2 separate regions of the Homo sapiens genome follow, and region 2 is linked to region 1. The links are chromatin loops, found by intact Hi-C in ENCODE. Cell type or tissue: K562. All regions are shown on one strand. Links, peaks and the distances in the headings refer to the core of each region. The heading gives the core; the rest is flanking DNA.

What was found. A loop is a pair of places that touch in the nucleus more often than their neighbours do. Peaks named below come from ENCODE experiments on the same cell type or tissue, not always from the same donor. Only the 100,000 strongest peaks of a DNase experiment are listed, where the experiment ranks them.
Region 2: a loop joins it to region 1, with 2.6 times the contacts of the local background. A loop is called at or near these places in 15 of 110 quality-filtered maps.

Annotation. Positions count from the first base shown.
Region 1 is chr11:43,746,153-43,749,076 of GRCh38, reverse strand. All of the region lies in intron 1 of HSD17B12 (hydroxysteroid 17-beta dehydrogenase 12), which reads right to left. Among named protein-coding and RNA genes, the nearest start is that of HSD17B12, 67 kb to the right of the region's middle. In K562, for the core only: no CTCF peak of the experiment used is centred there; DNase peaks (open chromatin) are centred at 1,416 and 2,166; H3K4me3 peaks cover 237 bases.
Region 2 is chr11:43,687,871-43,690,794 of GRCh38, reverse strand. All of the region lies in intron 1 of HSD17B12 (hydroxysteroid 17-beta dehydrogenase 12), which reads right to left. Among named protein-coding and RNA genes, the nearest start is that of HSD17B12, 8.6 kb to the right of the region's middle. In K562, for the core only: no CTCF peak of the experiment used is centred there; a DNase peak (open chromatin) is centred at 1,434.

The DNA of each region.
Region 1 (2,924 bases), core at 229-2,728:
AATGCATTTTTACATCAGGAAGCATATGTCTGGTTATCTTTTGTTTTGTTATATTAGCAGCCACTGCTGGTCACCACTGAGATCCATTATTTCATTAGGGGTTGCAAAATGGTCATATTAGAGTTCAATCATTCATCTTCATCTATTAGCTGGAATATTTCCAGAGACAAATTATTCCTCATTAGTTAGTTACCATGATATATAGATTGCATAAGAACACAAGATAAATGTTTGAATTTTTTTTTGCCTTTATTTATCAGTTTTCAAAATAAACTGGTACTCTGGCATCTTCCAAAGGTAACCCATGTGTTTTTGTCACTATTGTCCTGTTTATAGGAAACATTAGTAACTAACAGATTTAAATGTTTGTGGGAGAACCTAATTACAGAAAACTGAGCATCTTATAAAATCTCCTCCAACCTCATGATCAATTCATAACTTTTGTTTTTGTTTTTTTAATTTCAACTTTTATTTTAGATATAGAGGGTACATGTGGAGGTTTGTTACATGGGAATATTGCTTGATGCTGAGGTTGTGGGTATATATCCCACCACACAGGTAGTGAGGATAGTACCTGATAGGTAGTTTTTCAACTCACCCCCTTTCCCTCCACCCTCTAGTAGACCACAGTGTCTACTGTTTGCATATTTATTTCCACGTGTGCTCAGTGTTTAGCTCCCACTTATAAGTAAGAACATGCAGTATTTGGTCTTCTGTTCCTGTGTTAATTTGCTTAAGATTATGGCCTCTAATTTCATCTATGTTGCTGCAAAGGACATGATTTTATTCTTTTTCATGGCTGTGTAGTATTCCATGGTGTATATGCACCACATTTTCTTTACCCAATCTACCATTGATGGGCACCTGGACTAATTCCATGTCTTTGGTATTGTGACTAGAGTAGCAATGAACATAATTTTCTGTAACTTTTCATCTCCCGACTGTTTTTAGAGGCACAGGAATCCAAATTTTATACTGTATTCTTGTTATTGATTCACTAACATTTCATAAGTGATGGATACACATATTCTAATTGTTTCCACTTTTCTCCTCTTCCTTTTCTCTGTGATAAACTTTTCTCCCCTCTCCAAGACCCCAGAACTGTTGGGGACCAGCCTCAACACCACCCGCAGGGTACTCAAAATCCAGTGGCAATGAAGGAATGAGACAGGTTAAGAATGCATAAAGAGTGGGGGCCAGAGAGCCAATTGCAAAATGGAGGCTGCAAAAGGCTCAGAGCTCTGGTCTCCACACTTTTTATTGAGTACAGTCACTTAGATCTAAGAAGCAGACGTTCAGGGCAAAATGGTGAATGGAAGGCAGTCCGTCATGCACATAATCTATAGCAGTGGCGGTTTAAGTGAATCTCCTTTGTGTTCAAACAGCATATCTTTAACTTATCGAAGAGTAGCTGGTGGGAGTAGGCTTAACTAGGAGCCTGCATATCTGTCCACATTCCAACGCTTCAAAGGAGTGTCTTTCTCCTTGAACACAGTGTTTACAGATAAGAGAGCAGCTCTCACTCTGAGCATGGGAACATGATGGCAATTAGGAGGCTTTCCTCCTCAGAGGCCTCTTGTGGCTTTCCAGAACTTATTGTCCCCTATTTTTATGGGCAGTTTATGCAGGCACCCCACAAGCCCTGTTTCCAACACAGAACCTCACCTCCTACCCTCTTCCATCAAAGCCTTATTGAAGATCCACCAACTTCACTGTTCTAGATCACTTTACGTGAAAGAAAACTTCCTCTTTCTAAACTCCCACAACACTTGGCACATCTTTAAGTCTATGGCACTTTACCACTCTATTTTGAATTGTATTTCCTTACATCTACATGTCTTAATTCTTCTGTAAGATTCTAGTCTCCTTGCTAGGCAACATGCACAAGGTAGGTGTTCAGTAGACATTTGGTAAGTGTTTAAATGATGATCGGCATTTAGTTGGTCTAAAAAGTTGCAAAACACGCAAGACTTGGACAGTTTTCCTGACAACCTGGTTTCTCAAAAGTCTTTATTTACAAGTACAGTATCTTACACTTTCCTACACTAACACCTATTAGCCACTGACCTATTTACAAATCCTGTTGGTAACTAGATTATTCTGCATTAAGCCTACAACTGTGGAGCAAGCAAACCACATACAGTCAGCAGCTGCATAACAATGTTTTGGTCAACAAAGGACCACATATACAGCTCTGGTCCCCTAAGATTACAATGGAGCTGGAAAATTCCTATCATCTAGTGACACTGTAGCTGTCATAATGTCATAACGTAATGCATTAATCACGTGTTTGTGGTCATGCTGGTGTAACAAACCTACAACTATGCCAGTAATAGAAAAGTAGAACACATACAATTATATATAACATATAGTGCTCGATAATGATAATAAACAACTATGCTACTGAGTTATGTATTTACTATAATACTATACTTTTTCACATTAGAGTATACTCCTTCTGCTTTACAGGAAAAAAGTTAGCTGTAAAACAGCCTCAGGCAGGTCCTTCAGGAGATACTCCAGAAGAAAGCACTGTTATCATAGGAGATGGCAGCTCTATGTGTGTGATTGAGTCTGAAGACCTTCCAATGGGACAAAATGTGGAGGTAAAAGACACTGATATTGAGGATCCTGACCTGGTGTAGGCCCAGGCCAGTGTGTATGTTTTATATCTCTGTTTTTAACAAAAAAAAGCTTAAAAAGTAAAAAATAAAATTTCAAAAATTAAAAATGGAATAAGGATATAAAGAAGATATTTTTGTACAGTATACAATGTGTTTCTTTTTTAAGCTAAGTGTTATTACAGAAGTCCAAAAGATAAGCAAGATAAATTTATAAAGTAAAAGGGTTACAGTAAGCTAGTTATTAAAGAAAAAATTTTTAAATAAATTCAGTATAGCCCAAGTATTAAACGTTTATAAAGT
Region 2 (2,924 bases), core at 320-2,819, 58 kb after region 1:
ACTGAGGCACACAGAAGTTAAGGTGATAACACTGTAACTAGCTGAGCTGGGATTCAAAAGTAGGTAATCTAGTTCCAGAGTCTGTATTAGGAGAACTTCGTCCTGAGGTTACTCTATATTTTTAGATTAAATAATTTCATTCTTAGAGGTTGGGAAACCGCTAATATTTGTTAGATTTGTAGCTGATAAGAGAATGTAAAAAGAGAAGATAATTCACAAAAATCATTATCCCTTAATATTAAAAAGACTGGAAGCCAGACACAGCTGGGACACATGCCTATAGTCCCAGCAACTCAGGAGGCTAAGGCAGGAGGATTGCTTGAGCCCAGGAGTTTGAGGCCAGCCTGGGCAATATAGTGAGACCCTGTCTCAGAAAAAAAAAAAAAAAAATATATATATATATATATATATATATATATATATATATATATATGTATGAATACCTTACTTAACAGATATTTCCATTAATTCAACAAAGGTACATTGGCACTTACTGTGTACAGACATTGTTCTAGGTGCTTGAGATTAAAAGACAAAGATCCTTGCCTTACAGTGCTCACATTCTAACAGAAACATCATAAATGAGCAAAGTATACAGTAGGGGAGATGGTGACAAGTGCTATGACAAAAAGGAAAAGTGGGGCAGGGTAATGGATAGGAGTGGGAGTGAGGGAGAAACGACTGTGAGTTTATAGGTAGGAGGGGCGGTTCCATTGAAAAGGTGATATTTCTGCAAAGACTTGAAGGAGAGTAAGAAGGGTCAGTCACATGGATATCTGGGGGAAGAGCATTCCGTGAAGAGGAAAAAGCAAAGGCCCCAAAGCAACAATGCCAAGGTTGTTCAAGGAACAGCAAGAGGTGTATGTGGGTGGAACGGAGTAAGAGTAGTGGAGATGAGGTCAGAGGTCAATGGAAGCAGGAAGCAGGTGGTTTAAAGCCTTGTTCAGGCCGGGTGCGGTGGCTCACACCTGTAATCCCAGCACTTTGGGAGGCTGAGGCAGGTGGATCACCTGAGGTCAGGAGTTCAAAACCAGCCTGGTCAGTATGGTGAAACCCCGTCTCTAATAAAAATACAAAAAAATTATCAGGGTGTGGTGGCACTCGCCTGTAGTCCCAGCTACTTGGGGGGCTGAGGCAGGAGAATCACTTGAACCTGAGAGGCAGAGGCTGCAGTGAGCTGAGATCACACCACAGCCCTCCAGCCTGGGTGACAGAGCAGGACCCAGCTTCAAAAAATAAAAATAAACATAAATATAAAATAGAATAAAATAAAATAAAGCCTTATTCAAAGCCACGAGACAAATACTGAGTTTTAATCTGAGTGGGTGAGAAACCACTAGAGAGATCTAGGCAGAGCATCACATAATCTGACCAAAGCTTGTCAAGGATCACTGTGGCTGCTGTGTGAGAATCAACTGCAGGAGAGCCAAGGTGGAAGCAGAGAGATAAGAAACTTGTTATTAGAGAGACAAGAGTCTGTGGTGGCTTAGAACTCACTAGATTCTGGATATTTTGAAGTTCAGAGTCAACGGGATTTCCTAAAAGGCTGCATGTGGTGAAGACTTAAAGATAACTCTAAGGTTTTTACAAATGTAATTGAAAAATTATAAATAACCAAATTTTTTGAAGTCCTTCCTATCTTAGATTTACTCACTAAGGGGATCTATATATAAAGGAACTGCTTAGTAAATCTTTTACCCAAGCAAGGAATTCTTCTGCAGTAGCACTAGTCATCTCCTAATTGGTCTGTTCATAATTTTAGATTTTCAAGTGTATACCTGCTGAGTGAACTACAATTATTTCTTAGTTTCAACAATCCCTTTTCATCCAATAAGAGTAATCTATACAAACAAATGATGCTCTTAAATATATGTTACTTAATATTCATAAAAATACAGTAAGGACTATACTAGAACCTCATTTACATCTCATTTAATTGTCATAATAATCCCGAAAAGTATCATCCCCCTAAAAAATGAAAGAAGTTATGCTCAGAGGTTAACTATTTTTGCCTAAGGTCAACCAGCTTAGTAACAGCACAGCTTGCCCACTGACTCCAAAGCCAATCTGTTTGTTAGCTATACTGTTTCCCAATGTAATACTCTTGAGAGGCACCAATTGTTCAAGTTCTTAAACTGTCTAGCCCTTCCTCTCTTCCACAATGACTAGGTTATTTAAATGGAAATAACTTCACTAAATGGTGGCAAAGATAACTTTCCAGAAACTGGATAGTTTTCCTGGAATTGCCAGTTAGAGATAGGGCAAACGCATTGTTTTGTAGACAAAAATCGACAAATAAAACAAAGCGTTCTTTCTGATACAGATTTGTGGCAAGCTTCTCAACTACCACACCATGGTATTATGGAGTTACCATGACAACGCAATAACCTAGTTTCAGTGTTTCAATAACCCCATCACTCAGTCCCTGTAAGAGAAGAACTTCCCATACCACAGTGATCAGACTTTTCCCCCAGACAGAAATGGTCTCTGAGAGATGATAACTAAGAAGTGCACAAAAGTAGCATCCCTTACAAAAAGCATAAATTCCCATTTTATTGTATTCATTAAATTTTTTTTTTTTTTGAGACAGAGTGTTGCTCAGTTGCCCACTCTGGAGCGCAGTGGTGCAATCTCGGCTCACTGCAACCTCCGCCTCCTGGGTTCAAGCTATTCTGGTGCCTCAGCCTCCCGAGTAGCGGGGACTACAGGTGCATACCACCACACTTGGCTAATTTTTGTATTTTTAGTAGAGATGTGGTTTTGCCATGTTGGCCAGGCTGGTCTGAAACTCCTGGCCTCAAGTGATCCGCCCACTTCAGCCTCCCAAAGTGTTGGAATTACAGGCATGAGCCACTGCGCCCAGCCAATTGACATTTTAAAAAAGGCAATTTTAACTGAGTTTATCTGAATACCTAGACTGATCT